Regions from separate parts of the Homo sapiens genome. Here regions 1 and 3 are each linked to region 2. The links are chromatin loops, found by intact Hi-C in ENCODE. Cell type or tissue: GM12878. All regions are shown on one strand. Links, peaks and the distances in the headings refer to the core of each region. The heading gives the core; the rest is flanking DNA.

Evidence for each region. Hi-C counts contacts between places; a loop is a spot of excess contacts. Peaks named below come from ENCODE experiments on the same cell type or tissue, not always from the same donor. Only the 100,000 strongest peaks of a DNase experiment are listed, where the experiment ranks them.
Region 1: it touches region 2 in a loop (4-fold over the local background); 3 of 110 quality-filtered maps call a loop at or near these places.
Region 3: a loop joins it to region 2, with 9 times the contacts of the local background. A loop is called at or near these places in 13 of 110 quality-filtered maps.

The regions. Positions count from the first base shown.
Region 1 is chr2:6,220,483-6,228,474 of GRCh38, reverse strand. No RefSeq gene overlaps it. Among named protein-coding and RNA genes, the nearest start is that of LINC01247, 150 kb to the left of the region's middle. RefSeq lists an enhancer at 4,195-4,394. In GM12878, for the core only: no CTCF peak of the experiment used is centred there; a DNase peak (open chromatin) is centred at 4,074; H3K27ac peaks cover 388 bases.
Region 2 is chr2:6,349,674-6,357,665 of GRCh38, reverse strand. No RefSeq gene overlaps it. Among named protein-coding and RNA genes, the nearest start is that of LINC01247, 22 kb to the left of the region's middle. RefSeq lists an enhancer at 5,251-5,370. In GM12878, for the core only: a CTCF peak has its summit at 4,559 (motif pointing left); DNase peaks (open chromatin) are centred at 3,775 and 5,225; H3K27ac peaks cover 2,500 bases.
Region 3 is chr2:6,522,734-6,530,725 of GRCh38, reverse strand. LOC107985845 (a long non-coding RNA gene) reads right to left here. Exons shown (of 3, transcript XR_001739267.2): 3 at 7,142-7,566. Among named protein-coding and RNA genes, the nearest start is that of LINC01824, 31 kb to the right of the region's middle. In GM12878, for the core only: a CTCF peak has its summit at 4,317 (motif pointing right); a DNase peak (open chromatin) is centred at 4,425.

The DNA.
Region 1 (7,992 bases), core at 3,118-5,617, 130 kb after region 2:
ATTAAATAAACGAATCATTAGATAAACTGTATGTTCAGAACTTTTCAAGCTTTGCTTTTAATAGCCAATACCAAGTTTCTGGAATTGAAGAAAAATAATTTTCTCTTTTAAGATCCTTTTTTTTACCAAAGTTCATAGTTCTTAGATGATTTTGGCTGAAGTCAGATTTATTGCTAGGTAATTTTGTGACCTTTATCTCTTCTCTTGGCACTGAAAGAATAATAAACTTCAATGAAAATGTAATAAGGACATTAAAAAAATTTAAAAAATCAAAGAATAAAAATGAGCTCAAGAATAAAAATAGAAAAGGTCAGAGAAAAGATGGTTCAAAGGAAGGTAATTAAAAAAAGATCAAGCACACACAAAATTGCAATACTTGAACAAGAAGAACAATAGGGTGGAATTGAACTAATATTTTCTCCATAAGCTAAGAAAATATTCCAAAAATAAAGAAAGACCTGAATACACACACATACATGTCTGTATGTTGTATGTATATGTACATATACAATACTTATATATATATATATACATATATACACACATATATAAACATTGCTATGCAATATATTTATATATACAAGAATGAAGCAGAAATTTCAAGAAACTTAGAGAAATAAAATGTCAACCACACACTGCTTAAAGTATCAGGGTTAGAGATAAAGAGGTTCTGAACATGCAAAAATTCAGGGACTACTGTAGACACACGATCTGTCTTCAGAATCTACTAACTGACTCGTTATTAACAGCCCATGAACAAGCGTGGGATCATGGCTAGCAGAAGAGTATGCAAACATTGTACAGCTCAGAAAGTAGAACAGATGCAACTAATAAAGATAGATGAAGTTTGGGGTGAGGTGGGTGGAGGAGGAGAAAGACAAAAGTGGAATAATATCATTGATTGTGTTTACTAGTTAAGATTCAAAGAATAATACTCATTATGAACCAGGTGAGAAAATGGTGAGGTAAGAAAAACTCAATGAATATAACATTGTAAACACAGTATTTATAACATAAAATTATGGGACAAAGTGGAGAGCAAATATCTCAGTGATATTAATAAAAGTAAACGGGCTTAGCTTACCTATTATGAGAAAAAAATGTAATATTAAATTATAAAGCAACACTAAGCTGCATACTGCATAAATGCAAGACACAGTGGGAACATAGTTTCTCTATAAATTTTAAAATACATGGATGAGTGGCCAGGCACAGTGGCTTATGCCTGTAATCCCAGCACTTTGAGACTGAGGCAGGTGGATCACCTGAGGTCAGGAGTTTGAGACCAGACTGACCAACATGGAGAAACCCCGTCTCTACTAAAAATACAAAAATTAGCCAGGCATGGTGGTGCATGCCTGTAATCCCAGCTACTCAGGAGGCTGAGGCAGGAGAATTGCTTGAACCTGGGAGGTAGAGGCTGCGGTGAGCCGAGATCACACCATTGCACTCTAGCCTGGACAACAAGAGCGAAACTTAGTCTCAAAAAACAAACAAAAAATACATGGATGGGCAAATATATACCAAACTGTGGCAACAAGAAAATGGGGATGGCAATACTGATAGCAGACAAGTTGAATTCAGAATCAAGGAGCGTGATGTTTATAATTTATTCTCCAATGGTTTGAGGGAAAGAGAAGAGAGTGTTGCAAAACCATGAATCTGAAAATGAAAATTTAGTGAATCTGAATTTTCTTGCAAGTTTTCTCTAAGGTCAATATTGTTTTATTATCAAATATAAAGCTAATATGATGTTTTGAAATTTTGACAAGGAATAATTTTGGAGTTCATGCAGCATAATGAAAATTTGGAAATTGGCAAATCTAATAATGATATCTCAGGTTTATTTTTAAAATGCTATTAAACGCTTAAAAATTGTGCTAAGTGCTGTGTATTCTCTGCCTGGAGCATTACTTAACAATCCCTATACTTTCCTGGCCCTTTCACTCTGCCTTGTGTTGGCACCTGCTGTTTCTGAGCTCACCTGGATCTTGCTTCCCTCTTGGTATTGTAGTTATTTCTTTCTATACATCTCCTTCTATTAAATGAAAAAAAATTAAAAGCAAGTCCACTTTGCATTTTTGCATCCTCATAGACTAAAGCAGTACTTTTTACCTTATGCGTATATGAGAAATATTTATAGAAAGAGCAGAGAAAAGTGGCCCATGTCACATAGAAATATGAACTGAGTAGGGATTTGAAACCTGGCTCTCTAGACAGTAGCTCTCTAGACAGTAGCTCTCTAGACAATAGACTGTACAGGTTGTGGGGAGTAAAGAGACTGAAGCCTGGGGCCCTGATGAGATCACATTTTCTCTCTGTTGCTCTGATGTTGGGCAACATGTTTAGCTTTAATAAGCCTAAGCTTCCTCCTACGCATTGTGGATACAATAACACCATTTTGTCCTATGTAAATGAGTTCAAATTCAATGCTGAGATCTCTTCTAAGAGGTAGATGTATAGCAGTGAATGAAACACAAACAATATATTTGTGTGTACGTATATTTGTGTGCATGTGTATATGTATGCTGTGTTAGTCCATTCTCACATTGCTATAAAGCAGGGGTGTCCAATCTTTTGGCTTGCCTGGGCCACACTGGAAGAAGAATAATTATTTTGGGCCACACATAAAATTCACTAATATTAATGATAGCTGATGAGCTAAAAAAAAAAAAAAAAAAAAACTCATAATGTTTTAGGAAAGTTTACAAATTTGTGTTGGGCTACATTCACAGGTGTCCTAGGCTGCATGTGGCCTGTGGGCCACAGGTTGGACAAACTTGCTATAAAAAAAAAATACTTGCGACTGGGTAATTTATAAAGAAAAGAGGTTTAATTTGATCATGATTCTTTAGACTGTACTGGAACCATGATGCTGGCATCTTCCCAGCTTCTGGGGAGGCCTCAGGAAACTTACAATCGTGGCAGAAGGTAAAGGGAGAGTAAGAACTTCACATGGCTGGAAAAGGAGCAAGAGAGAGCCAGGGCGGAGGAGCCACACACTTTTAAACAACTGGATCTTGTGAGAACTCACTCACTGTCATGAGAACAGCACCAAGCAGATGGTTCTAAACCATTCGTGAAGGATCCACCCCCATGATGGAGTCCCCTCCCACCAGGCCCCACCTCCAACATTGAAGATTACATTTGACATGAGATTTCGGTGGGGACATGGATCCAAACAGTATCACATGCCAAACAATGATGAATGTTAGGAAGAAAAGTCATGCAGAGTAAAAAGCTAATGAGTACCACGGAGCAGGGGGCACAGGGCGGAGAAGCCCTTTGGATTGGATGGTAAGGAAGGAACTCCCAGATGTCCAGACTGGGATGGCTTCAAAGCTGGGACTGGAACAGCATGAGCCTGAGGATACACAGTGGAAGAGCCTGTGTTCAGAACAGGTGCAAAGGCGAGATCACGCAGGTGAACTCCCATAATCCCTGGAAAAGAAGCAACACAGGAGGCATTAGATAATGTCCTTTCCATTATTTGTATGAAAAACAAAAGTGTGTGGGAAGAATGAAATTGATTAAATACACAGTGTCTGACATACTAGGCACCCATACATGACTGTTTTCATTTACTTAAAGTGTGTGCTCCCTGGATATGTGTGGCGGATCGTGCATCGTAAGGATATTTCTTTTGTTGTGTGCTTTGGTTACGGAGAGTCGGTGAAAGTGAACAGGAGTGTGAGGTGGTGGTGGTACAGTTAAGACTCGAGACATCATAACTAGTTTCCTCCCTTTTTGCTTTACATTAATGATACATTCCTATAGACCTATCCTTGTAACAGATAACATGGCATTTTACTAAGCCATGTCCTGCTCCTCCTCCTGCCAGTGGCCTCAGGAGAAAGGAAAGATGAGACCGTGGCCTGACTTCCCTGGGGAGGGGACCTCTCAGCTGTTGCCTTGAGGAACAACAGCAGAGGGAGGGTAGATCAGCTGCCTGGGGGCAGACTGCGTTCACCATGACCTCCCTGCTGGGGGGTGGGTTCAAGTGGAAATAGAGAAGAGAAAGTCAGCTTCCCCCACAGCCCCACCCTAGGAGCAATGAACTGTGCAGTGCAGGGCACCAAGAAAGGAAGGTAGTGCAGGTAGTACTAGCCAGACAGGCTCAGGCCACAGTGAAGAAACTTGAGCCCTGTGGTTGGTTACAGGACGTGAGCAAGTCACTTCCCTGTCTCCCCTTGTTTTTCCTGTCGATGAACTGGAAATCATTTGGCCAATCTTCTTAAAATCCCTTCCACTTTTGAAAAATTTGTCACTCTGGCCTGTTTTAAAAATAACATGAGGTCATGGACATGGGAGTTTGTACAAGAGAAGTGTCATGTGGATATACAGTAGGACATGCTGTTCTCTCCCTGTGACCCCCTTTTTCAGAAGCCTTTTTCTCATTGACAAACCATCTTTCACAGGGAGTCCACGGGCCCTCCTGGTGAAGGGCTGTGCCATCCCGGGGGCCAGCAGCTTTTCATGTTCCTGTCACTGTTCAGGCTTTCTGTCTCTCTTGCTTTCTTGCTTTTCCTGTAATATAAAATAATATAGAAGAGGTTTTTTAAAAAAGAAATCTATCAACTGCTAGGTACCTACTGAATATAATTTCTGCTGTAAAGGTAAAAAGAGCTCTGAAAAATAACAGATGAACATAGACCTAAAGAAATTCTCACCTGCCATTAAATCTCCACTCAAAATCTATTTAAGGGATTTTTGCTAATTTTTTAAAACTTTTTAAATTTATCTTTATTTATAAAATAATAAGTCATTTTGGATGGAGAAAAATTATAAAACAGACTGGTATAGGTGTTCCTCAGAAATAGCTTTCTGTCCATCCTCACCTTTTGTTAGTTGTAATTAAAATTTGTGCATAATTTGTAATGATGGCTTCTTTTGCATCAAAATGTTATTGGATAGGATATATTCAGTTGTTCTTTTGTGTTTGAACCTCAAAGTTATTTCAAGTAAACAAATGTTGTTGATAAGATCTCTATGAGCATCTTCCTTTACCTGGTTTTGTTTTTGTTGTCAAGCTTCTTTCCCAGTAGTGCCAATTGTCAGGGTCCCTGCAGTGCAGAGGGGGGTCAATTTCAGCACAGCTTTTCACCATTGGGCACCTCTAAACTAGAATGATTCAACACATTAAGAGGCATAAAATACTACATGTCTGTCTTTTGCTTTTAAATTGTGTTTTACTTCATCACTATCTAGACTAAACTATTTTTCGACATAGGCTTATTTCTTATCTGTATCACAAAATCAGAGAATTCTGTGGGAGCACTGAAAGGGGAAAAAGAGAAGGTGTATGGAGTACCTTTTATTTTCTTGACCAACAAATTAATCCTCAGAAAATCACAAGCTCAGGCCCTCCCCTGCTCGGAAGTTACACACTCAGGTGGTTCATTTCCACAGCACTTGTGGGAGGAAGCAAAGATGGGCCTCTTGATAGCAGGCAGCAGCAGGAAGGGATTTCGAAGAACTGAAAACCAGAATCACGCTTCCTAGGAGTTAATGACAGAGACAAGGCATTTCAGCTGCTTTTTAGAAAGCTCCTTTTGTATTAACATTTTTAAAGGGTTATAACACCAAATTATTTTTAATAATACTTCTTTTGACAAAATAATAATCATATGTAGAGAGATTTTGGATAGAGGAATCTCATAATAAACCTCTGACAACTCTTGGCACTAGGACATTCATTCACATTACTGTCTAATGCTAAGGTAGCAAAATGTCTGTTAAAAGCCTTATTTTTCACCCTGAATACATTCAACTCATGTGAGTATATTGGAGTGTATCACATCTTCCCCACAAGTCTCAAAATGCCCTGTTGTTTGTGTCAAAGAATCTGACCATACTTTGGCATCTGATGGTGATATGCCAGGCCACACTGTGTCTCTGCTTCAGAGGAGATGGATGCCCTGTTCTTTCTCCTGGGTGGCGGGCGTGGGTGGGGAGGTTATATTTGTTAATCATCCTCTTCTTAACAGATTGTGCCTGGGGCTACGATAGGAAAGAAGGCTGGGATCCAGATGGGGCCAGCCTCAAGCATTTCCCAAGTAAGTATAATAGGACATCAAGGACTCCACTAGCCCTGAAAGACCATGTCAGGAGAAGAAGCCAGTGCTTCAGTCTAACTGGGAAGTGACGGGTGAAAGGATGAAGACCAGGACCCTTAGACAGACAAAGCGAACACACACAGATGCAGGAAAACAACAGCTGCATCTCCAAGAAAGGACTTGGTTGTGCTCCCTCTAACACAACACAACCTTTTCCTTCCCATAGTGTGCACTGAACTTAGATGGGCTAAATGCCAGACTTTGAAGAATCCAACACATTTCTTTGCACACATAAGCCCTCAACAGTCAATGGCTTAGTTAATCCTATTTTTACTCTCACTAATTATTGCTGGAATCAGAATTCTTACATCAGCACTCCTAGCACCTTCCTCCAGGAAGGTCCACTGACAGGGGACATCATAGCCAGGGACGTATAACCAGGAGCAAGGAGGGTTAACTGAAAGATCCAAATGTTTTGTAGTTTAATCCATGAGAGCCTGGCACTGGGTCCCTCTCCTGGGGAGTTATCTTGTCTCAGGGGCCAGAGCTGGAGGTTCTATGGGCCAAGGTCCTTTTCACCTGACCACTGCAATAGGCCCAGCCAATATTGGACTCCATTTTCTTAGCAAAGCATTTATTAAACCAGCTGATGAGTAAAAATTTATCATTCAGGGAGTATCTTTAAATGAAGAGACTTTCCCCTCAAACATGCTGGGAGAGTAACCAACCTCTTCCATGACATTTATTGGCACTCATCCAAAGCGAAAGAGTGGTGGAAAGGGAGTGAACTTTCTCATCACCTACTATGAGCCAGGGGTTGTATGGAAGAGTTTGCAGAGGTTATTTAATGTTATCATTAAAACATAGCTGGTTAGGGGTTATTATTGGAGTTCTACTGGTGAAGAAATTAAAGGTAGAGGAGATAAATTCACTTTTCCAAGGTCACCAGCTATTGAAGGGCAGGTCTGAAATTTGATCTGGTTCTGGTATTCAAAAAAATCATTTTCTCTCCTTTTTGCTGTTTGCTTAATGACAATTTTACTCCATGGACAGATCCCCAAGCTGAGCCCTTATCCTCTCTCCCCCAGGTATTCCTATGTGCCTCAGTGGTCACCACGAGCTCTTGCTGCTCTCCTGAGACCCTGGCTCCACTTCCGAATGCCTAACAGTGCTAGACAATGTCAATTCTAGCTCATATTCTCAACATGCTGGCCCCACACCCACCCTCACAGATAATACAGTCACCATCTCTCTTAAGTGAGAAGAACTCCTTTCTGCTTTCATGTTGAATCCTGCATATTGAGAATAACTATTAATCATCATGCAGTTGTTAAATGCTGCCTTTAAGGTGAGAATGCCACTACATCCTGTAGATGATAGGAAGATGTTTAAGAAACTGGGCTTTGACTAAAAGACTGAACGCCACCCTTAGTGAGCTAGATCTTATTAATTGTCTGACTTGGAGAAAATCTCTTCACTCATCTGAACTTCATGTGTAAAATTAAAAATAATTCCTGCCTTGCAATTCTGCCATGAAGAAATAAGATGATGTATTGAATGTGTCCAATACTATATATAATGGATTCTCAATAAATGGAGCAATTCTTGCTATTATTAACATTGATTATTTTTGGCAAAATATTAATATAAGTAGTATGAAATATTATTGCAGGTTTAAGTTGGGGATTTAGACCAGAGAACCAATACTAGAACTCTTTCTCTCTGCAGATGACTGACTCTCTGTCCCATTCTTTTCCTTTCTAAGTCCAAGACTCTGCTTCCTTTCCCCCCTCTTCCTTCTCCCATCTGCCCAGGCTCCATGCACCTTCATGCTTTGATCCATACCTGCCCTGCTTGCTCCAGCAACATGATTTCCATGTGTTGTCATTCTCCCTCTCTCTCTCTCTGTCTCTGGTTCCTTTCTTAATTTTTAGTT
Region 2 (7,992 bases), core at 3,194-5,693:
TTTCTCAGAAATCCCCACTATTTGAAGGACCCATGGGAATATGCAAGCATTTTGGCTCAGGAGGAGAAGTGCAGTCTCAAGGGGGATACCTGGCGCGGGGCTAAAGAGAAGAGGACAGACAACCGTGACTATCTGGAAATCAGAAAAGAGAGAATATTACAATTTGTATAAAATATTTTCATAAATATTATAACATTTTAGACGTTCTCATAAATGACTTCAAGGCATACAGAAATCAGAGTGGCTGAAACCTGAGGGAATCGCTGAGTGTCAGCACATTTGAGTAGACAATGCCAAGTGCCTGGCCAGGCCAAATGGAAATGGTTTGGGGGAGGGGAAGATATTTCAGGGACACAGACTGAAAGTCGACAGGCAAGGCGGTCCTTGGGTGAGAAACAGGAGAGGCTGATGGTGTGGGCCATACCTGGGCTTGTGTTGGAAAATGACTGCCTGGCTGTCTCCATAAAACAGTTGAGTTTTTGCCAAAATAGATGCAACATCTCTCCTAGGTTTCCCTCAGACCTGGTTTAGGGCATGATTTCCCTTAAGCAAATGATGAGGAATGAACGCAGAGGAGAGGATTGCTGTGAGAACTATTTTTCTTGCACATGTGCAGCCTGCGTGTGCCTGAAGACACGTGACACCAATTATGCCTCATTATAAGTAGGAGCCGCTCTAGATCCAAGAAGGAACACGGAGAACAATGGGATAGCACCAGTGTCTGAATAGGAGAAAAGTGATGGCAGGAAGCAACCGTATTATTTAAAGTTTAAATATACTATATTAAGTACTGGAAAAGTACAGCAAAAAGAGCTGAAAAAGTCATGAATCAAGTTATAACATTTTGAAGCACTTGAGGATGCAGTACCAGGACAAGTGCCCCTTCTGACCTGCAGAGTCTGCCTTCATCAAAATCACTTTTTACTATAATGGAGCAGCCTGGAGGTCAACCCTTTTTTCTGGGTCATCCAAAGCCCCCTCATTTTTTCCTCCCAAGCAGCGAGAGGCCATCCAACTGTGTGACATGCTTTGGTTTGGTATGTTCCAAATTCTGTAAAGAGAAATCTATAATACTGAGTTTGATTTCCTGCCAGCAGATGTCCTTCTCCATCAAATCAAAGGCAAAAGAACCCAGGCTCACTCTTCGTTGTGTCCAATTTTCTCAGTCTTGGCTCTATGGGGGTCTCTGCAGCTCTTGGGGGGTTGGGCTCGCTGCCAGGCAGCTTCCAAGGCTGGCTCTCCCCTGGCTCAGACTCTGATGAAGTTCTTGACCACCAGGGTTAATGGAGTCCGCCTGACACGGCAGGTCTGGCAGGGGCCCCCAGGGGGATGTGCCCTAGGGAGAAGGAGAACCTGCTTTCACACTCAGAGGCTGGGGCAGGGCTGGAGGAAAGTGGCCCCCTTATTACAACTGGGATTTGAGTGAGTATGACTCTGATCATCCTAAATCATTGAGACTCTATCCTGGTGAAGCACTTCCCTCCAGTCAGCAGGCCGAGGACCAGATGGGGGCAGTTGGCCCAGGGCTATCAGACACCACTGGATGGAGGCCCACACTGGGTAGATGCACCTTCCCCCAGGCCCTCAATCAGCCCCTTGGAAGCTTGGAGAGGATCCTTTAGGTGATGAATGGCCAGGAGAGAGAAGCACATGGGAAAATTCCCTCTCACTTGGCATAGATCTCCACTGCTGCAGAGGAAATACTGCAGGCAGACTTCATCACAAACCTCAGGGAGGATTTATTTGCACCAAGGGAGGTGGGATTGTGTCCTGTGTTGTAATTAACATCAATGAATTTCTCTTTAAGTCAAGAATTTTTGTTGTTATCAAGCCTTTTTTTAGATTAATCTGAAACCCCCAAAAAGAGGAGATAATAGAAATTTCCCTATCTTACATTCAGAAAAATGTGATACATGTAGTTTATGTGAGAAGATAGAGTCAAGGAGAATGTGGAGTGAGGTAGGGGTAGGATCCCGTTAAGTAAAAATGAGGAAGTAAAGGTAATATATGTAATCAGCATTTATTATGTGGGTACCTACTATGTGCAGACGTTATAGTAGGGAAATTTACACATCTTTTTTTCTTTAAAGCTCTGTGATGTTTTTTAAGATTGTAATTATTAACCTTGTTTTAGATATTTGGAACTTGAAACGCTAACAGGCTAAGTATATTTCTAATATGACAAAGCTAATAGGTGTCTAATATGACAAAGATAATAAGTAGTATTTGAACACATCTGTCTGAATCTACCTCATAAAAATAAGGAATACTGTGTCCAACCCCAGGCCTAGAACATGTCATCCCTAATTCTTTGATAATTCATCTCTAGCCATCCTTCACATTTCAGCTTATACACTGAACTTCTGCAATTTTTTTAAATGGAACTTCCACAATTCCCCTGAACACTTTCTTCATTTTCCTCATTGCAGTGGGGGATTTTCTCCTTAGTTGTGTAAGGGTTTTTTTGTTGAGTATTTGTTGGTGATAATATCTTTTTTTTGTTTTTTTGGTTTTTTTTAGATGGAGTTTTGCTCTTATTGCCCAGGCTGTAGTGCAATGGCACAATATTGGCTCATTGCAACCTCTGCCTCCTGGGTACAAGTAATTCTCCTGTCTCAGCCTCCAGAGTAGCTGGGATTACAGGCGCCTCCCACCACGCCCGGCTAATTTTTTGGTATTTTTAGTAGAGACAGGCTTTCACCATGTTGGCCAGGCTGGTCTTGAACTCCTGACCTCAGGTGACCTGCCCTCCTTTGCCTCCCAAAGTGCTGGGATTATAGGCATGAGCCACCACACCTGGCTGATAGTATCTTTTTTTGGTGATTGTTATATTCTTAATGACCAGCCTATGACAAATAAGCATGTCCTAAGTGAACGAATGAATGACTGAATGAATGAATGACAACTAGGTAGCATTGATGATCTAGAGTCCATACTTGGCCTTAATAGTGCTTTTGTGCATTTTCAGAACTGGTTATGACTGTCATACAAGTCAGGCTTTGTTTTCTAATCCTGTCCCGGGAAAACAAAATCCAGTGTTGATATTGCCTAGACATCTCCCTCAAAATATCTAATGTACATTTCATCCATAAAACATTCCCTAGGCTGGAATTCTCATTCATCTTCATTCCTCACTGTGCATCAAGTCATATTATGCTCAGCTATTAGTAATATATACCCACAGTATTAAACATATAGTTGGATAATCTGTTATATTATTTACATAATAGAATTGTGGTGGGCATAAATGTTAATAAATAACAATGCAATATTATTAGTGATCACTTATACTTGCAAAATGATAAATTATTCAGGAGTCTCTTAATTCTTGAATGTAATATTATATTAAATGGAAACTATCGAAGGTATATTTTATTCAAAGCAGACTCGCAACATTTGTACTTTTGAGAGGTCCAATCATCTCACTCTGACTTTATGATTAAAGGAGCCTCGGTGTCACAGAGATTCAAGTTAACTCTGTAAATCGCTGAGGACATTATGAGTTTTCCCAGAATGTCCTAACACTACTGTGTTCACAGAATACTTATTTGAAATGTATGGGAAATCAACTTCCAGGGTTTCTCAGAGGTACTTAAAAGGGGCACTCAGTCACAAATGTTAGAAAGAGAATTTGCCAGATGACCACAGCATATGTTCCAGTGATTTCCACAATCTGGAAAATTATTTTCAGGTCACAGAACAATTTTGCATGGTTCTAGTCTCAAAATCAGAGTTGGTGGTTGAGCACCAGAGAATACTTTTCTCACACTGAAGTTTTGATGGGGAGAGATCTAAAGGTTTCTGAACACTCACTACCTGCCATGTATTTCACTTCTTGTTTTCTTTAATCTTTGCAACAACTCTGAGCTACAAGCTTTAATGCACACGCTAGCCCTCATTCTAAAGCCAAGTAAACAATCCTAGAGCCGCTGAGTAGCTCTTGCCGAAAGGTCTAGAGAAGCGGCAAAGTAGACACTCAAACCCAGATTTACCTTGGGTCAAAACATATGCTCTTTCCACTCCATCCCATGCCAAACCAAGGAAACAAATGTGCCTTTTCCATTATTTTCCTTTGTCAATATTTTGGGTGCTATTTTCTTTCCATCATAAATATAAATCCAACTTCTGTTGTATGTCAATGACTGTGTAATATTTGGGGAAACTGTGGGAACAATCAAGATTCGGTGTCTTCTTCCGTGAACATTTAAACAATTTAAAAACTTAGATCTATTCACTTACTATTTTTCTAAGTGAAGTTAGACTTAACAGGTTTGGCTTTGTTTCTTTAACTACAGCACTACACTGGAGCTGAGCTTGCTTCTGGCCATGGAGTGATACCCCTATGATTCCACTGAAATTACTTTTCCCAAAGCATCCAAACCCCTCAGGTCCAAGGCTGAGACCTGGCTTTCTGAACTGGAGTCCAGCTTTGCAGAGTGACAAGATTTCTGTTTTACTGTAAGGTTTGCACTCCCTTGAATTTTCACTAAACTTCTGCTTCCTAAGCCAGAGGTGCTGCCCCAGGGACGCCCGGGAGGCCTGGATGCAAAGCCCCTCTGCCACCTGGTGACGGGCATGGGAACTGCTCCATCCTGGAATTCTGGGGCCTGGAACAAAGCCTGACCATGATTTATTTTATTATTTATTTATTTTTTTGAGAAGGAACCTCGCTCTTTCGCCAGGCTGGAGTGCAGTGGTGTGATCTCAGCTCACGGCAACCTCCACCTCCCAGGTTCAAAGGATTCTCCTGCCTCAGCTTCCCGAGAAGCTGAGACCACAGGCACGCGCCACCATGCCTGGCAAATTTTTGTATTTTTAATAGAGACGGGGTTTCACCATGTTGGCCAGGATGGTCTCAATCTCTTGACCTCATGATCCGCCTGTCTTGGCCTCCCAAAGTGCTAGGATTACAGGTGTGAGCCACCACACCTGGTTTATTTTTTATTTAAAAAAAAAATTTTATTAATTTCATTTAATTGTATTTGTCCTCAGTGAAGCAGCACTGTCACCCTGGGTCTTATTTTTGGGAAAGTCTCAGTGTCCAGGTTACATTGGCTAAGTCCTTGAGTCCATGAGGAAAGTCAGTCTGAGGGCACTGGCCTCACTTTTTTCACCTTTGGCTTTCTCTTTCCTCCTGTCAGTTTGCTTTCAGAACAGTCCCTGAGAACGTGAGAAACTGCGAATTTACCTTTATGACCAAAATACATTCTTAAGCTTTGGTTTACAAATGGAACCCTTTGGGAAACGACAAAAGAGAAGTGAAAGTTCTCTTAAAGAAATCTCTCAGTCTTCGTGTTTAAGATTCCCCTGGCTGAATGAATGGCCACCACTGACAGAGCTGTTTCTAGATTACCTCCTCGCCTCCTTTCTCCAGATCCAGGTGCTCTCACTTGACTCTATATTGAATGCACAGACTTGGGGAATACTCATTAGACTTCTCCGAGTCTAATGAGTGGCTAATGTTAAGAACCACTGTGAGTCTAGGCCCAGAATACTAAAAACAAAAGGAAAAGGCTGTATCAATCACTTGGATTCACTCTTGTTTGAGGGAAGACAACTAATTAGAAAACTTTAGAACAACAAGATTCAAACATGGTAACCCATGTTTGAATTAATTAAAATCTGAATTAATCTAAGATTATTAGCCCTAGTTCATAATCAAATAGGTCTTTAACATACTATACTAACTTTAAACATTTCAAGTTCACACAGTTTCACACTACAATTTTTGCATTTCTGAAAATTTATATGAAAAAAAGAGTATAAAATGGAAAAGACCTTTAGATCTACCCGAGTTCTCACTTAAACAGGTCTGATGGATTGCAAGTAGAAATGATAAAAGAAGTGGAGGTCAAGTAATCATGGGTGCTTAAGGTCTTGAAAGTATCTAGAATATGTTGCCACCTTTATAAGGTTTCTGGTCTTTGCATACTTAACACATTTTGAGTTCTACAGAGTTTGGCTTTTCATTTTATTGCATTACTTATTCCACAAAAACACTTAAAATAGGTACTTATTTTTAACATTTTTTCTACTAATAAATAAAACATTGTATTGATAAAAACGTGTCACAGTTTCTTTTTCAAGACATCCAGGGAGTAAAGAGGGTGCACGTGAACAAAAAAATTCCACCAAAAATACAAATGACAAGTGTATTTACAGATATTCAGCCATCTTAAAAGAAGCATTTATGGGGATTGTAATGTTAAATGCACACAAGATGAGAAACAAATATCAAAACTGAAGAATTCATATAGAAATGGCAATTAAACAGATGGTACCGGGCAACCAGGCCCAAAGTTTAGTGGTCAATATAAGTCATATACAAGTTAACGTTAATCAGTTAACCAAAATTATAATTAAAAGTGCCTTCTAAACAATACTTCAACTGAAAAAAAAGAAGAGAGAGAGAGTGGAAAAAAAAGGTGTGGATTTCCTCAAGATGGCACATTATATCCATGGACTAGTTCTGCTGAGTTTTATTTTTTTTTTAGAGGCAGTCTCGCTCTGTCGCCCAGGCTGGAGTGCAGTGGCACAATCTCAGCTCACTGCAAGCTCTGCCTCTTGAGTTCACTCCATTCTCCTGCCTCAGCCTCCCGAGTAGCTGGGACTACAGGCACCCGCCACCACGCATGGCTAATTTTTTGACTAGAATTGCACTGAGCGGGGGATATAGGAAAAAGATCCCCTTGTCGCCCAGCTGACTCTGGGGTATTGTGGGTAACATTTTTCCCCAAAGATAAGAAGTTACTGGATACTTCCTACTTAGTTACCTGTGACTGGAAAGACGTGTTTCGTTCTGGTTTTTACATTTTTTTAAATGGGGAAGAAAACAGTAGAAGTACATTTTAGATCTCATCCATCTCTCTGAGAACAAACAAATAGGCCAAAAAATAAAATTCTCCAAAAAAATAACCCCAATAACTAAAAGATTCTGAAGGCTAACACACTGGACCTTCTCTGCCCCGTGTTCTAGTGGGAGAGGAAAAAGGTAGAGAAAATGGACAGAAACCAAAATTTATTGAACAGCTGAAATGTTCCAGACTCTATGCTAAGTTTCTCATGCTCATGATTTTATTATGGTCTTAAATCAACCTTTTGAAAAAGGTGTTATCTCTGCCTCACAAATCAAGGGATTGCGCCTCAGAGAGGTTAAGCAACTTGCAAAATGCCTCATAGTCAAAATGCAACAAATCTTTTATTTGAAACCAGATCGGTTTCACTGATGTTCACACTGCATGCTCTATGCTAAGATTGAAGGTGGAAGAGGAAGAGAGCAGGACATTTGTAACAAAAGTCCCCGTGCTATGTTACTGTTTGTCTCAGATATTGATGGGTTCCAATCCCCTCCATACTGCGTGCGTGACTTTTGTTTCCCTGGATCCACACCTCATTAAATACGTCATAGCTCCTTGGAAGGTGAGATCATTACCATGCCACACATTTGTAGATCCTCAGAAGATGGCCTTGCTTGGTGCGGCTCAGCAAGCGATGAGCACAGCCAGTGGGTTGGCTGTCAATTCCTTTCTTTTTCAGGATAGACATATTTTACTGTAAACCTGTCCATGTCATTGTTGTTTGAATTCGTGAAAAGCTGGCGCCCCTGGCAAGCGAACTCAGGAGGAAACACTGACGATGTCTCCTCCTCCCATTCTCATGCTGCACCAGAGGAGGACCTGGTGGAGAAAAGTATAGACTGAGACCCTCCCGGGGTTGAAACGTTGCTGTTGAAACCTTTTGTTCTACCTTAGTTTCCACATGACATAATCCTCTCTCCTCCAGCATTACACTTAGAGATGAGTTGAACAGAGAGAACCACATTTTTTACCCTTCTGTTGTTCCATTGTTAACAAAAATTAAAATGCAATAAGTACCTATATATTCCCATAAAAATGTGAAACTTGGAACAAGAAGAAATTTCAAGGCAGAAAAGAACACACACTTGTGTTGACACGGATCTGAATAAACAATGACTTGCAAACACACACTCTG
Region 3 (7,992 bases), core at 3,118-5,617, 170 kb before region 2:
GTGGTGAAGGAAGACTGAAGTTCCAGGCCTTATGAAGGGTTGGAGGCCTGGCCCTATTAATTGTATTTAATACAAAGAAACCTGAGAGGGGAAAAAACAAAAAAAAAAAACAGAAGACTAACTCTGGTGGGGGGTTCACCTTTATATCATTTTTAGTTGTTGTAAAAAAATACCCACAACAAATCGTTAAAGGAGGGAGAGACCATTCCTCCCACTTTTTGCTGTAATTTTTCATTGAAGAAAATTAATAAATTACAGAAAAACAAATACAATGAAGTCACCATTGTTACCATATTGGCATGCTTTTTGCCTGTATTTTGCAAATGTACTTCTTAAATACTGGGCATGGTTTATACCTAAAATTTTACATTATACTTTGTTTTGCTAAAACTTATGAAATGTTCCCATGTCATCTAAAATTCCTTTTATAGTGTATTTTAATGCTGCATAATATTCCATTGTACAGCACTTCATAATTTATTTAACTGTCTCTGATATTGCTATGAAGGTCTTTCTGAGTCTTCATGATGTTGAGGAGAATATCTTTGTTCAGAAATTCTTGATTACTTTTCTGAGTATTTGACCGAAAGTAGATTTGGAAATGCAGAATCATTGGGTCAAATGCCTTCAGAAAGTTTGTGCCAAATGCCAGAGTTAATGTAGAACAAGGTGTTCACTTTTTTTCTATCCCATCCCAATCATCATTGTGTGTGTGTTATTATAAAAATGCTTTCTAATGTAGAAAGAGACTATTAAATATTTTTTGCGTATCATTCTTTTATTAGGAATGACATTGAATGTGTTTGCACATACAATCTGCCAATTGTATTTTTGCTTTTGTGAATTGTCTGTTAAGGTCTTTCATTCACTAATTGCTTGAGATTTTTATTTTAAATTTGTCTTTAAGTAATTAGACTGTATTCATCTTTCGTGTTGGTTGCAATTACACTGCTTCCCTAATTTGCTGGGTTGCTAAGCCTAGCCTATATTTTTGTAGCCAAAGTGAGCTTTGATTCCCCTCACTGTACTTCCCACCAGTGCTGTGTTTGCCTGTATTCTGCAGGTCACAGCTCAAGTGAGGAACTTGGGTATCAGTTTTGGTTTTATCCTCTTTCTTCCTTTCCATCTTTAAGCATTAGAAAGGTGGGCTGCCAGAACTATGTCTCAAATGCCTCTGCTCATGATTCTCTTGACTCCATCCCCAGTTCATGATCACCATCTTTTATCTGGGGGGAGCAACAGCCTCCTTCCTGGTCTGTCACCTCGTCCCTTCTCTGCTCAACAGAGAAGTGTACGGAAGCATCTCCATCTGCCTGAATGCCACCCCAGCACATGCGCATGTGCACACACATGCCCTTCACAACAGATGTCTTCTACATTCTGTTTAGTTCTTAATTTAAATGCCCTCTGCAGTGGGTTAGACTATGCCCCCTGAAAGATATGTCTATGTCCTAGACCTGAGAACATGTGTATGGGACCTTACTTGAAAAAAAGTGTTTTTGCAGATATAAACGAGTTAAGGATCTCAAGATGAGATCATGTTCCATGATCCAGTTGGGCTCTAAAACCAAGGGAAGTCTCTTTATAAGAGAGAGAAGACGCACTGGAGGAGGTCACATAAAGATGGCGGTAGAGGTGCAGAGGGGGCATCTAGAAGGAATGCTGGCAGCCTGCGGAGCCGAGAGAGGCCATGGCTGGATGGTCCTCTAGCGTCTCCAGAGAGATCTGCTGACGCCTTGATTTTGGACTTCTGCCTTCAGAACTGTGAAAGAATAAATTTTTTTCTGTTTAAGCCATCAAGGTTGAGGTAATTTGTTGTAACAGCCTCAAAACGGATACACTATCTTCTCAGGAATGCATTTACTGGTCATCATGTCCTAAGAGCTGTGACCTCCATCGTGTTCTCCAAGGCAGTTTCCATTACCGAAACATCATTGGTTTCTCTTTTTTTAACTTTTGCTTTAAGTTCAGGGTTACAAGTGCAAGTTTGCTACATAGGTAAACTTGTGTCATGGGGGTTTGTTGTACAGATTACTTCATCAACCAGGTGTCAAGCCTAGTACCCTTTAGTTATTTTTCCTGATCCTCTCCCTCCTCCCACCCTCCACCCTTCAAGCCAGGCCCCAGTGTGTGTTGTTCCCTTCTATGAGTCCATGTGTTCTCATCATTTAGCTCTCACTTATAAAGTGAGAACGTGCGGCATTTGATGTTCTGTTTCTGCTTTACGTTAATTTGCTGAGAATGATGGCCTCTAGCTCTATCCATGTCCCTGCAAGGACATGATCTCATTTTTTTTAATGGCTGCATAGTATTCCGTGGTGTATATGTACCACATTTTCTTTATCCAGTGCATCATTGATGGGCATTTAGGCAGACTCCATGTTTGTTTTTTTAAATAGAATATTTGATATTTTTCTAATTGTAATTAATTTTTTTTTCAAAATTGCCAGTAAGCACCATAGAGGCAAGCAGCTTGCTTAATTAGTCTTTAATGCACGTCTACTCTTGGACACATTGTGATCACTTACATATTGTGGAAAGAGAGGATAATAAAAGACAGAAGACAAAGATGAAAACGGAGAAGAAGGAAAGAAAACATTAAGTAAGTCTGCTCTTCGATGCATTCTTTTCTTCCGATTAAAATTCTTACCGTGACTTCCAGGTGATAAGGCCTTATAGAGCAGAGTACATGTCTACACATCTCATTAACAAAGCTGATTTTGTTTCCCTTTTTTTCCCTTTTTGTTTTTATTACACAAGTAATATTTAAAGCATTCTACCATAGTTGCATCAGTGCACACGTATGTTGGGTAAAGCTTAAAAGTCCCCCTGACCTTCCTTGACCCTCCCATTTCATGCAGGTTTTTATCCTATTTTATACATTTACATACACATATGTATAAACATATGTGCAAACATTTCATAGCATTAATAGGAACATGCATATAAAACACAATTTTTTCCCTAAAATGTGCTTTTTCACCTAATAACATGAATATGCATTTTTTGATCAGCACATACAATACGAATACCTCATTTTTAGTGGCTGCATGACTGCATTTGTCCAAGGTAGAGTATTACCATAATTTATTTTGCCATTTTTGCATTAATGGACATTTATAATTGCGCTTTACTATGATACCAAATGTTGCAATAGATATCTTTATGCTTAAAACTTCACATTTTTAACAATGTCCTTAAAGACAACTTTCTCGATGTCTAATTATTAGATAAAATGGAATTTAAATATTTGATGGATAATGACAGCAGTCAATAAATATTTTTCCAGCTTATGCTTTTATCAAAATTATATGAGAATGCTTGTTTTTCATATTATTGTAGTGCTTTATAAACTTTTTTCATCGGTTAGATGAAAAAAAATCAATTGATTTAATTTGTTTTTATTTGATTACCAATGATGTTAAGCTTTTTAATGTGTGAATTGGCCATAATATTTCTTCTTCATTTATTGCATGTTCATTTGTTTTGCTCCCTTTTCTATTAGTTTGTGAATATTTTTATTATTGATTTGTAGGCACTCTTTATGTATTTTTCATCATTCCAATGGTGCGTTATATTAATGTATTTCATATGAGAACACTTACCTTTGCAGGAGATGTTAACTACAGTTGCTCTTTGACTTACAATAGACTTACATCCAGATAACCCCATCATAAATTGAGAATATAGTGAGTCAAACATCACAGCTTAGCCTCAGCCACCTCAATCATGTTCAGAACACTCACATAGCCTATAGTTGGGCAAAATCATTTGACACAAAGCTTATCTTATAACAAAGGGCTGAATACTGTACAAAGATGGGCATTGTGTAGACATTATGGGGTGCAAAATCACAAAACACAATATCCAGAAGATGCTGGCAACAGAGCCCACTGTAGAGTATTGGCGGTATAGCCTCTTGCTGGCAGGCAGATGGGGAGCTATGGCTCCCTGCCACTGCCCAGTATGTCCATGAAGTCTCCTATCCCAGAAAGCAGACCAACATTCAAAATTCAAACTGTGGTTTCTACTGAATGCATATCACTGTCACACAGCATAAAGTTGAAAAATTGTAAATCAAACCATCATGAATTGGGATCGTTTGTATATACCTAAAGTTCTGATTTTCTTTCCATTCTTAATTAATTTTCACTGGTATCAAACTCCTGTGTTTGCTGTGGTTTGTTTTGACTTGAAGATGAGGTGATTGGTGATAATGACATAGATGTTATTAAACTCTCTGTCAAGTGATCTACCTGTAAAACCAGGTGGACACCTGAATACAGGTTGTAACAGAATTGAACCAGTTACATGGGACCACAAGGGGGAGGTGTTTGACCTTAACTGTGAGAGAGGAAATTTTATCTCCTGACCCCTAATTGAATGACAAATTGAAGACAAAGCACGCCCACCTGGCTGCTAGCCTGGTTAACATTTTACATTTTTTCTCTCCTTCATTGGAGTCACAGGCCCTAATTTAATGAAATAATTTAACAGAACAAAATGACTGCAGGACATGTTTTAAAATGTAAACCACGTCATCTGTGGCCTAGATCAGCATGACATCTGCCAATCTGAAGGACACGGAAGGTAGATATGGCGGGATATATTTGTGTATATGTTTATTTAATACCTTTTAAGCTGTCGTCTAATTCTTATCTTCTCCAGATACCTGGACAAATGCAAAGAAAGCATTCAGCTGAGTCAAAAGTGCAGAATTATTAATCAATCCTTGAAAACAATAGGCTCTTTGGCCCCTTTGGTGGGCTGAATTCTCAGGATCGCAGAAATGAAAAATTGTGGTGATTTGGAGGGCATTAGATTCTTGTGTGGCTGACTTTATTTCAACTTCATGTTTATTCTGTGTTACTGTTGAGCAAAGACAAAATTGCCTTGGAAGGGTACAGCGGTTCTGTCATGTGAGGCTCTCTTAATTGCTAATACCATTCATTAATTAGAAGAGGGAGAACTAGTGTTGGAGGCTCACTGGGGACCCAGCAGGTTTAGGGCTACCTAGTTTAGTATGCTAATGACGACTGCCTCTCCTAATATGCCAGTCAAAAGTGACTCCCTTTAATCTGTCCTGAACTGTGTGACAATCTGAGCATACAGTGACAGCTGCAGAGGCAGAACGCTGTATCCCACGCAGAGGGGCTTGGTGACTCTGGTTGGAGTCCGGGGGTGGGGGTGCCTAGGACACAGGAAGGCAGGAGCCTGTGAGAACAGAACCAGGCCAGCTCTCACATTCTGGTCAGAAATGACAAGGTACACATGTCCCTTTAGACTCTCATGAATAGAAAAACCACAATGGCCTGATTTTCCCTTTTGTCTCAGCATCAAATCCTGCAAGAAGACCCACCCAGATTTGAAAGGAAGGTCTGCGGTGAATAACTGAAGACTTGAACTCCCCTTATATTTCACTCAACACTCTGAAAAGTGTGTTCCTCCCAGGAGGGACTGCAGTTTGATCCAGTGATGTGTTCCAGAATGTTTCCTAACTTGGACTGCAATCAGATTTACTTCTCCTAAGTGCCTCGTGCTTGACGGCATGGGCATCTCTGTAGACAATTTAGCTGGGAGCATAAATGGTTCAGGGGAGATCAATTATCTGATTAAGGAACAAAAGCAGATGGTGACCTGGTTATGAGGCATTCTCAACTCACCCTGAGTTTGTTTGTTCATTTGTTTCCCACATCCCACCTTTGAGGAAAATCTTCCCTTCCACCTTTTCATAAAACACAGCAAATAATTGTGGTTTTTTTCCTTCGGAGTGAGGGGTGTGGGGGATCTGAAAGGGTCACCCGCTTTACATGTGTCATTGCAGATGCGAGAAATGCATTAAGCGTTTTTAGAAGAATGGACACTGTCGAGGCCCTGACAGTCTGGTGACGATTTGTTTGTGTTGGAGTAACCAGTAAGTCGGCCGTTAGTCTTTGACTAATCGCTCCTGTCAGCTTGTTAAACATTAAAAACAAATGCACGCACTGGAGAAAAGCCATACCTCTTTTTGAGATAGGGAGTCAGCTTTTGGGCTCTTTTCAATACATGTGGTCCTTGAGGTTGTGCGTTCCTAATTGTTGCCTTCACACCTACCGTGAGGAGCCCTTCGTAAGGCAGAGTGAGGATAGAGGTGTTGAACTTCTGACCTGCAAGCCAGGTCCAGCCTCCAACCTGGTCCCCAGGTGTACACATTTCTGGCCATTGATGTTACAGCACAGAAAACAATTTTCTTTCTATGAGCTGCTCTGGTTATTCTAGTCATAAAAGTCTTTAAAGGTTAGAGGAATAGAGAGCCTTTCAGGATCTGCGAGCAGTGTTTAGTCAGATAATTAACTTCTCAAAGCAGTAGGAACAAGTGGATGCTATTCAGACGCGCACAGTCTAATGAAAACTTACTTTATCCTTTGATTTTTATTCTCTTTATTTTTATTCCTCTCCTTTCTGTCTGCATTTCACCTTCTTTGTCATCTCTTTAAATTCTCTCCTTTCATCAATTCTATTCTATCATTTTTTTGGTTCCTGTCTGTAAGTTGTGATCTCCCTCCCCCATCTGCTTAATGGATTATACATATATTCTGATTTACAGACATCTGGGCATAGCTTCTCACGCATCTAGGTCTCTCCAGGAGTCTATATCAAGGAGATATTTTACCAGATGACTTGCTCATTCCAAATCCGTAAACGTCTATTAATTACATTTGAGGTAATTCCACAATGTTTAATATAATAATGTTTTAATATGCATTATTGAAACTAAATATGTATATTTTCAAAGGAAGTTTTGCGAATGTTTCACCTATCCAGATCTGTGCTACCAGGGTAACACCACGTTCTTAAGGGCCTTTACTCTGAAAAACAGCTCTCTTCTGTAGTACGACTACTTCTTTTCAGGCTTAAGTTTATTGAAATTAATCAACTGATGTATCTGTGGTGCGTTTATCCTTGTGATGCCGTGTGGAGCCTTTTTTCGCATCTCAGGAGGAAAGATTATGGGTCGGCAGAGAGAGTCTTCACAAGAACGGTCTATAATTCAGATGCAAACCTTGCGCGTGGCCTTGGGAGTGCTTTCCTCTGTCTTGGGGGTGGGATTCCTGAGCAGAGCCTGGCCTCTGTGCTCTGGGAAGACACTGTGCTCTCAACTAGGCTGGAGAATTTCAAACCCACTGCCAGAGCCAGATTCAGGGACAGCCCACCAGGGCCGGCTTCTGGAATTTTATTGAATATACACTTTCTAAAAGCTGTTTTTCTTTTTTGAGATGACTTTTAACCAAAATGTCACTTTTAAAAGCCAGTTTCAATGATCCATCTATCATCAAGTTCCCACTGCAGATTCCAGAGTGCCTTTCTAGACAAACTAAGATAAATACATTCACTCAGAGCTCAGGGTAGGGCTCCAGGAGCAATCAAATCAAAAGGATAAAAAGTCTCAAAACTGAATCTGTGGAATAAAATTCCAGGGGAGATTCATGAATTCTACGAAGAACACTCTCAGGTTCCCATATTTTGGGGGATATTTAGGGACATTGAGTAAGCTACAAGCGTCATAGCCATGCCACACTGGAAGACCTACAAGAATTGAGGAAATAAACACAAGAAAAAGTTATTCATGGCATATTTTAAATAAAACACACCTAATTTTATTAATGAAAGTTAAAGTGTCCAAGTAGCCATTAAATCATTGCAGAAAGGTGCTAATATACATACAGGATTTTTAAAGTTAAATCTATAAATTGGCTATTATAATATCTTTAAAACAATCAAAAGAGAAAATATGTCAAAAGATTGGTTTTAGAATAACTGGGTAAATTTAGGTTCTGACATTTGAAAACAAATCTTAACAAAGGAGATATTTATGTTGACAAATGGAAGGCAGCCCTTTACGATAAACATTTTAACAATGCTTCGAACATCTAGTGTTTGTTGTTGTTGTTGTTGTTTTGAGACAGAGTCTCGCTCTGTTGTCCGTTCTGGAGTACGGTGACGTGATCTCAG